Regions from separate parts of the Homo sapiens genome. Here region 1 is linked to region 2. Evidence: read pairs that join two places in POLR2A ChIA-PET (ENCODE). Cell type or tissue: IMR-90. All regions are shown on one strand. Each heading gives the region's core, and the rest is flanking DNA. Links, peaks and the distances in the headings are about the cores only.

Evidence for each region. Peaks named below come from ENCODE experiments on the same cell type or tissue, not always from the same donor. Only the 100,000 strongest peaks of a DNase experiment are listed, where the experiment ranks them.
Region 1: POLR2A ChIA-PET joins it to region 2 with 10 read pairs; 7 of 35 experiments call an interaction of 5 or more read pairs at or near these places.

Annotation. Positions count from the first base shown.
Region 1 is chr17:45,150,636-45,153,135 of GRCh38, forward strand. HEXIM1 (HEXIM P-TEFb complex subunit 1) reads left to right here. Exons shown (of 1, transcript NM_006460.3): 1 at 1-1,464. HEXIM2-AS1 (HEXIM2 antisense RNA 1) reads right to left here. Exons shown (of 3, transcript NR_186789.1): 3 at 1-284. Among named protein-coding and RNA genes, the nearest start is that of HEXIM1, 3.4 kb to the left of the region's middle. In IMR-90, for the core only: a CTCF peak has its summit at 1,557; a DNase peak (open chromatin) is centred at 1,546; H3K4me3 peaks cover 926 bases.
Region 2 is chr17:45,342,984-45,349,355 of GRCh38, forward strand. No RefSeq gene overlaps it. Among named protein-coding and RNA genes, the nearest start is that of MAP3K14, 29 kb to the left of the region's middle. In IMR-90, for the core only: no CTCF peak of the experiment used is centred there; a DNase peak (open chromatin) is centred at 2,698; H3K27ac peaks cover 1,358 bases.

The DNA of each region.
Region 1 (2,500 bases), core at 1-2,500, 190 kb before region 2:
ATATTTGTAAATGTAACATAGTTTCAGTGTGATTTCTAGAGCTAATTCAAAATAGTATTGATATATTTTATGTGACTGCATTTTTGGGGAGGGGTACCGAAATCGTTAAATTTGTCAGTTTGCAAAAATATCAATCTTTAATGGGAGAATTTTCAATTTGCCAATTTTTTCCTTGAATGGGTTTAAGTATGCTACAATATACAGTTCAGGCAAAATTTAAGATGTAATTATCTTCAATACTTAAGTGTGCTTGCTTTCTAGTGCCTTGGTTTTCTTTCTTGATGCTGGAAAAATAAACAAACCGGTATTGAGTGTTTAGGCGAGTGGAAAGTGGCTACAATCCAAAATTTTAAATTTAACTCTGCCTCGGCCATTCAAAAGTCTAATAACAAAAAATGTAAACCTAATTTGGCAGTTTGTTAGGTTAGACAACTGACAGCCTCATTTCATTCCTACAAGTTGGTTTTCAGTAATCTCTTCCTTCCCCCCAGTAAGGCTGGAAGAGGCTCTTGGCAAACTTCTTAGTGCAAGCAATGGTTAGATTAATTTGTGAGGCAGCTCTTTAAGACGTTCAGAGGTAAGAAATACTGGATTTATAAAGCAAATGGCTGTTTGGGGGATTCCAAGGATTTACCTAATTGTCCAATTCTACGTGCTCTCTATACCAAAACAAAAAAAAAAAGCTATCCACCTTTCCATGTGGGTCAAACTAAAATTAGAAATGTCCCCTCACTGCAGATCAAATGTAAAGCTTCCAGTTAAGGAGCTAAATGAGGTCCTCAGCTGAATGAGGAACCCTGTACATCCCCTTGCACAGCCCTATTCTAAATCGCTTAAACTATGCTGATAGCTGCTTAGGTTCTTGAGTAGTTCTGCTCTTAAACGTAGGGAGGCCCTGAGAACTAAATTTTGCCCCAAAATAAAAACAGAAATTATGAGATTGCCTCCTGTCATTTTGGTTAACCCAGTCCTTCACCTGCCCTGTGTCAGTGTCTTCTGAGGGCAATTGCGTTGCTCAAATCACTAGCACAGAGGTTCCTTAATTTGGGGCCTTAGAAACCATTGTGGGCCTTGGGGTCCATGAACCCCATGAAATTATTTGTAGACTTGTATGTACATTTTTCTGGGGAGAAGGTTCAAGAGATTCATAAGATTGTCAAACTCCTTGAAGGTTCAGAACCTCTGCAGGGAAGGGGGAAGAAAACCCTCCCATTAGGAAGCATGCTTTTGCAGTTAAATGGCGATGGTGGAGGTGATAGGGACTTCAAGAGTAAAATGCACCTTGTATTGCATAAGAAGCATACACAAATCAATAAATCAAGGGAGATTATACCAGTAGGACTGAATCAGGGCCTTCAAAGCTGGACTGAGTTGGTCCTGTTCTGGCACATATGGTCCACTGGAGACAATGTATGATTGAGTTTTTCTTTGGTCTAAAAATTATATTAAACATTTATTTTGAAATAGTTTTCTTCGTGTTTTTTTCTTCTGCTATGACGTCATGCAGCAGCCCCAGAAAAACAGCTGCTTGGAAAGGCAGCAACAGTGCCCTCTGGCTTTACAGTGCAGAGCTGAAGCCTCATTTTGACTGAACTGTAAGATGCAGCAGTGATTATCTCTGATATTAGACCCTTTTTCTTTATTTTTTTTTTTTTTTGAGACGGAGTTTCGCTCTTGTTGCCCAGGCTGGAGTGCAATGGTGCAATCTTGGCTCACCGCAACCTCTGCCTCCCAGGTTCAAGCGATTCTCCTGCCTCAGCCTCCCTAGTAGCTGGGATTACAGGCATGTGCCACCACCCCCAGCTAATTTTGTATTTTTAGTAGAGACGTAGTTTCTCCATGTTGGTCAGGGTGCTCTCGAACTCACGACCTCAGGTGATCCGCCCGCCTCGGCCTCCCAAAGTGCTGGGATTACAGGCATGAGCCACTGCGCCCAGCCCAGACCCTCTTCTTAAAGAGGGATTCAGCTATGAAAATCTTATTTCCCCTAGTATTAGAAAAATGATATTTAGAAAATGAATCTTGGAAAGACTATAAATGCATTTATCATCAGAAAAAGTATGTTTTAGAAGACAAATTCAGCCCAGTCTTCAAATATACAGATATCTAGGCTGGGCACAGTGGCTCATGCCTGTAATCCCAGCACTTTGGGAGGCTGAGGTGGGCAGATCACCTGAGGTCAGGAGTTAAGAGACCAGCCTGACCAACATACAGAAGCCCCGTCTCTACTAAAAATACAAAAATTAGCCGGGTGTGGTGGCACATGCCTGTAATCCCAGCTACTCGGGAGGCTGAGGCAGCAGAATCGTTTGAACCCGGGAGGTGGAGGTTGCAGTGAGAGGAGATCGCGCCATTGCACTCCAGCCTAGGCAAGAAGAGCGAAACTGTCTCAAAAATATATATATACACAAATATCTAATTACAAATAACTCTCATACATCAATTTACCTTAAGCTATGCAAGTATGTCTGAATTTTGCTTTCAAAGGCACTAGCATTTT
Region 2 (6,372 bases), core at 1,739-4,238:
ACTGTGTGAATATGGACAAATCACCCTCTTTCTCACCCTAGGTCTCAGCTCCCCCTCTGTGCAGACACACTGACAGCCACATGTGGACTTCTCCCCCAGCTGCAGCTGGGAATCGGCCTCCAGTCAGAAGCAGGACAGGGAACAAGCATGGTGGTTTTGGTGTCATGGATTCAAATCCCAGCTGGATGACTCTGCTCACCTCACCTGCCTTTCAGTTTCCATGAGCTGCTATATAGCAGAGTGGTCAGGAGCACAGACTCTAGAGCCCGACCCAAGGTTAATCCCTGTTCTGCCACTGACTATGGGAACACAGACAAGGCACTTCACTCTGGGCCTCAGTTTACCAGTCTCTTAAATGGGGATGGATATAATCATCCTCTTCTCTAGGGATATTGTGAGAGTTAAAGGAGGTAATTAACATAAAACCCTTAGAACAGTGCTTAGCGCAGGTGAGGGTCATGTCGCTGAATATAAGACACTGTCTATGCATTACACTTTTAAAGATGTTAAAATGCAAAAATGTGCACCCCTATAATTGAGGAGGTAAGGTATAATTTCGAGATACTGCATAGAAAACATCACTGTAAACTCTAAAATAATAGGCAAAACCTAAAGTTCCTGGGTGTTTTCTGTGTGCCAGGCACTGTGCCAAGGACTTACAAGCATTGTCCCATTCAACCCTATAATAACCCTATGAGGAAGGTTATAGAATCATCTTCACTTTACAGATGAGGAAACAGAGACCCCAAGACATTAAGTGATTTGTCCAAGATCACACAGCTTTGTCCACATAAATGTTGGGCATTCATCACCACAACCGCAACTGTCCCACCCCTTTTTGGCTTCATCTGGTTTAGAAATTTTTTGTTTGTTTGTTTTTTTGTTTGTTTGAGACGGAGTCTCACTCTGTTGCCCAGGCTGGAGTGCAGTGGAGTGATCTTGGCTCACTGCAACCTCTGCCTCCCGGGTTCAAGCGATTCTCCTGCCTCAGCCTCCCAAGTAGCTAGGACTACAAGCACACGCCACCACACCCGGCTAATTTTTGTGTTTTTAGTAGAGAAGGGGGTTTCAGCATGTTGGCTAGGCTGGTCTTGATCTCCTGACCTCCTGATCTGCCCACCTTGGCCTCCCAGAGTGCTGGAATTACAGGCAAGAGCCACTGTGCCTGATCTAGAATGGTTTTACTCCATGGTTCTGGAACTTGGCTGCTTGTTGGAATCACTAGGGAGCTTTAAGAAATCCTGAGACTGGGCAAGATAGTGAGACCCCATCTCAAAAAAAAAAAAAAAAGCAACAACAAATTAGCCAGGTGTGGTGGCTTGTGCCTGTAGTCCTAGCTACTCAGGAGGCTAAGATGGGAGGATCTCTTAAGCCCAGGAAGTCAAGGCTGCAGTGAACTATGATAGTGCCACTGCCCTCCAGCCTGAAGTCTGGGGCTCCCCCTCAGAGATTTATATGTAATTGGTCTGGGATGTGGTCTGCACATTTGGGATTTTAAAAATGACCCCCCTTTCGGCCGGGCGTGGTGGCTCATGCCTGTAATCTCAGCACTTTGGGAGGCTGAAGTGGGTGGATCACGAGGTCAGGAGATTGAGACCATCCTGGCGAACACGGTGAAATCCCATCTCTACTAAAAATACAAAAAAATTAGCCAGGTGTGGTGGCGGGCGCCTGTAGTCCCAGCTACTCGGGAGGCTGAGGCGGGAGAATGGCGTGAACCCAGGAGGCGGAGCTTGCAGTCAGCCGAGATCATGCCACTGCACTCCAGCCTGGGCGACAGAGCGAGACTCCGTCTCAAAAAAAAAAAAAAAAAAAAAGACCCCCCTTTCAACAGCAGACAGGTGCTTCACACACACACACACACACACACACACGGAAAAAAATGACCCCCAGTGATTCTACTGTGCAGTCTGGGGTGAGAACTTCTGTTTTACTCCAGGTATGACTTCAGCAGCCTCCTAACTTCTCACCAGTTGCTCCCTCCCTGCCTGAAATCCATTTGACACAACCCAAAGACTTTCATAGCACAATAAAGATAAATGACTTAAAATGCAGAGACTGATTGAGGAGAGAAAATGGCTGACTCTCATTCCTACACATGTTCCATTGGGCAGCTGTAAGAGTCTTTCCTTTTTTTTTCTATTTTTTTTTAATAGAGATGGGGTCTCGCTATGTTGACAAGGCTGGTCTTGAACTCCTGGCCTCAAGTGATCCTCCCATCTTGGCCCCTCAAAGTGCTGGGATTATAGGTGTGAGCCACTGCGCCCAGTCTTGTCAGATTCTTTCCTGCCCTCCTAGGAGGGTGGGGAGCAGAGTGGAGGTGCTGGATCCTGGGGGTCGGTAGGGAAAGAGAGAGGATCTGGCAACAACACCCAGATCCTAACCCCAGCTTTGCCACTGTGTGAATATGGACCAATCACCCCCTCTCTCACCCTAGGTCTCAGGTCCTGCTCTGTGAAATGACATTTGTTTGAGGGCCAGCATCCTAGAGCTAGGGACACAGTCTCTAAGAACCTGCCTTCCAGCAACCCTCAAGGCCACACATCCGGGTAGCTTCCCTGGGGTCTAGCTTGCCCTGCCTTCTGAAGTTTATTTGTTTAACACAATCAAGTTATTACAAAGCTTAATTCCCAGAAGATATCACTGTACTTTTGAGCTTATGAAGCAACTCAAAGTAAATTTATGAGGTGTTGACAAGTAGAGGCCGTGGGGAACCAGCTTTTTGTTGCATAGAGAGTAATCTTCTATAGTCAGCTGGAGGCTTATCTTCAGTTAGATGTCGTCTAAGAGAAAACATTTCCTCTTTTGAGCAGATCAGCGTGGAGCCTCTGTAATAACTCTTTTGCACACTTAGTTAAAGGGAACCCTGTTCTGATTCCTGTGGTTAGCAATTAATTGATGAGGCTTTTATAGTTCTTGGAATAAAGAAGAAATGGAAATTCCAAAGAAGAGACAGACCTATAAAGCCCTTTTAATGAGATACATGAGTGGGTAGTGGTGGAGTAAGGGAGTGTCCTGGAACCAGCCTGAAGGGTGGGCCCAGGAAGCTGTTCCTACTCTTGGCTTTCAGAGTTTTGTGTTTTTTTCTTTTCTTTTTTTTTCCCCAAAGTCATGGCTGAAGGCCTTCCAGCTGTGGAGCTTAATCAGACCCCAGTGATTGCATAAATCACAAACATCTAGCACTAGCCCAATCAGGCCCAAACCCAACTCTTTTGAATGTTAGAACTTGCACATTTGAGGTCAAGTTCTGTTGGACACAGAGAGGAAGGGTATTCGGAAAAGGACAGACTTTTTCCAGAAACTCTTTGGCACCCAGCCTCCCTCCCCCCGAGTCAGATTTGGGAGCACATCCAAAGCAAGGCACCCACACAAAGACCAGGGACGCTTTCCAGATGAGATCCAGCCCCTTGTCTGCCCACAGGCATTGACTGAGTCTCCTTGTGCTCAGTGGGTTAGATACTTGAGCAGGAGCTGGGAGGTAAGTCAACTTGGCATCATCTCTGTCTCTAAGGGAGTTGAATAATCCTGTGTTCCATGTATTGTGCCTGGGATGGGAGTCAAGAGGTGAGAGAGGGCTGCCCCTCCTTTGGAGCAGTTTCTACAGGAGAGACAGGCCAGATGCCTGGCCTGACTGCCCTGCTGCCCCACCGAGATAGACCCCGGCTCTCGGTTCCACTCACGGTGAGTATTAAGCACCCCCTACGCTACACCATTGTATCCCTTCCTTACTCCACTGGCTGCCAATGCGCTGTCTTGTTGACCCAGCCTCCAAATAATAATTTTTCTTGATTATGGAGTTTTGGCACCTCCTGAAATTTTGCTCTCGAGGCAAGCGCCTAAATCAGCTAATCCTAATGGAGGCCCCGGCAAACATCTGACTGATGGTGACACATACAAAAGCAGCTTCAAGCCACAGTGCGTTAGTGCTTAGAAAAAAAGCCCCATGAGATTCCAAAGAGACATTTGCATAATTCTGGGTCAGTGCTTCCCAAAGTATATGCTGTGAAACATCAATCCTATGAGGTGCTTATCCAAAAGATAAGAGATTTTTGTGGACAAATAATTTTGGGAAATAATGCATACTCTAACTTCTGCCTTAGATATTCATTATGGACACGAACACGCTAAAAGCTCAGACTCCTGGGTGAAGAAACATCACTTTTCTAGCCCATCCTCTTTGGCTGCTTAGCTGGGTCAGCTTGGGCAACTCTATCAATGTTTCTTAAAGGGAAATGAGAGGGTGCTCATCTGAGAATCTCTTAAGGGTGCTTGTTAGAGAGTACTGGCCGGTCATGGTGGCTCACGCCTATAATCCCAGCACTTTGGGAGGCTGAGGTGGGTGGATCATCTGAGGTCAGGAGTTTGAGACCAGCCCAGCCAACACAGCAAAACCCCATCTCTATTAAAAATACAAAAATTAGCTGGGCATGGTGATACTCAGGAGGCTGAGGCAGGAGAATCGCTTGAACCTGGGAGGCGGAGATTGCGGTGAGCCAAGATTGTGCCATTGCACTCTAGCCTGGACGACAGAGTGAGGCTCCGTCTCAAAAAAAAAAAAAAAAAAAAAAAGGAAATAGAGAGTACCCAGCCCTGCTGCAGACTTTGCAAATCAGAGTCTCCGGAGCTCAGGAACCAGGAATTTGCTTTGAACAGTGCCCAGTTGATGGTGATGTATGTTCCACTTGAGAATACCAGATAAACTTTGCAGGGCCTTGGCTTTTCCTGAGTGTTGTAAATATCAAGATATAAGTTTGACCAACAGTTTAGTCAAAAAGAAACTTAGGCACTTCCCAACTCATTCTTTGAGGCCTGATACCAAAACCAGGCAAAGATAACACAAAAAAGAGAAAATTACAGACCAATACATATTATGAATATAGATGCATTCTCTGGTACAGAATGAGGCTTTGTCAAATTAAAAATAAGAAAAATTTATACTGGAAGTCCTAGGCAGAGAGATCAGGCAAGAGAAACAAAGGGCGTCCAAATTGGAAAAGAGAAAGTCAAACTATCCCTGTTTTCTGGTGATATGATCGTATACCTAGAAAACCCTAAAGACTCATCGAAAAGGCTCTTAGATCTGATAAATGAATTCAGTAAAGTCTCAGGTTACAGAATCAATGTGCACAAATTAGTAGCACTGCTATACACTAACAACGACCAAGCTGAGAATCAAATCAAGAAATCAATCCCTTTTTCAACAGCTGCAATAAATAAATAAATAAATAAAATACAATACCTAGGAACAGACTTAACCAAGGAGGTGAAAGATCTCTACAAGGAAAACTACAGAACATTGCTGAAAGAAATCACAGATGACACAAACAAATGGAAACACATCTTATGCTCATGGATGGGAAGAATCAGTATTGTGAAAATGTCCATACTACCCAAAGCAATCTACAGATTCAATGTAATTCCCATCAAAACATCATCATCATTTTTCACAGAACTAGAAAAAACAATCCTAAAATTCATATGGAACCAAAAAAGAGCCCAAATAGCTAAAGCAATGCTAAGCAAAAACAATCTGGAAGCATCACATTACTGGACTTCAAATTATACTACAAGGTTATAGTTACCAAAACAGCATAGTACTGGTATAAAAATAGGCACTTAGACCAATGGAACAGATAGAGAACCCAGGCATAAAACTAAATACAGCCAACTGATCTTCAACAAAGCATACAAAAACATAAACTGGGGAAAGGACACCCTATTCAATAAATAGTGCTGGGAAAACTGGCAAGCCACATGTAGAATAATGAAACTGGATCCTCATCTCTCACCTTATAGAAAAATCAACTCAAGATGGATCAAAGACTTAAATCTGAGACCTAAAACTATAAAAATTTTAGAAGATAACATTGGAAAAACTCTGCTAGACGTTGGCCTAGGCAAAGAATTCGTGACTAAGACTCCAAAAGCAAATGCAACAAAAACAAAAATAAATAAATGGAACCTAATTAAACTAAAAAGCTTCTACACAGCAAAGGAAATAATCAGCAGAGTGAACAGACAACCCACAGAATGGGGGAAATATTTGCAAACTGTGCATCCAACAAAGGACTAATATCCAGAATCAACAAGGAACTCAAATCAGCAAGAAAAAAAATAAAATAATTCCATCAAAAATTGGGCAATGGACATGAATCGACATTTCTCAAAAGAAGATATACAAACGGCCAACGAACATGTGAAAAAATGCTCAACATCAGTGGGAAATGCAAATTAAAACCACAATAAGGTACCACTTTACTCCAGCAAGAATGGTCATAATTAAAAAGTCAAAAAACAAAAGATATTGGTGTGGATGTGATGAAAAGGAAACACTTTGACATTGCTGGTGGGAATGTAATTAGTACAACTTCT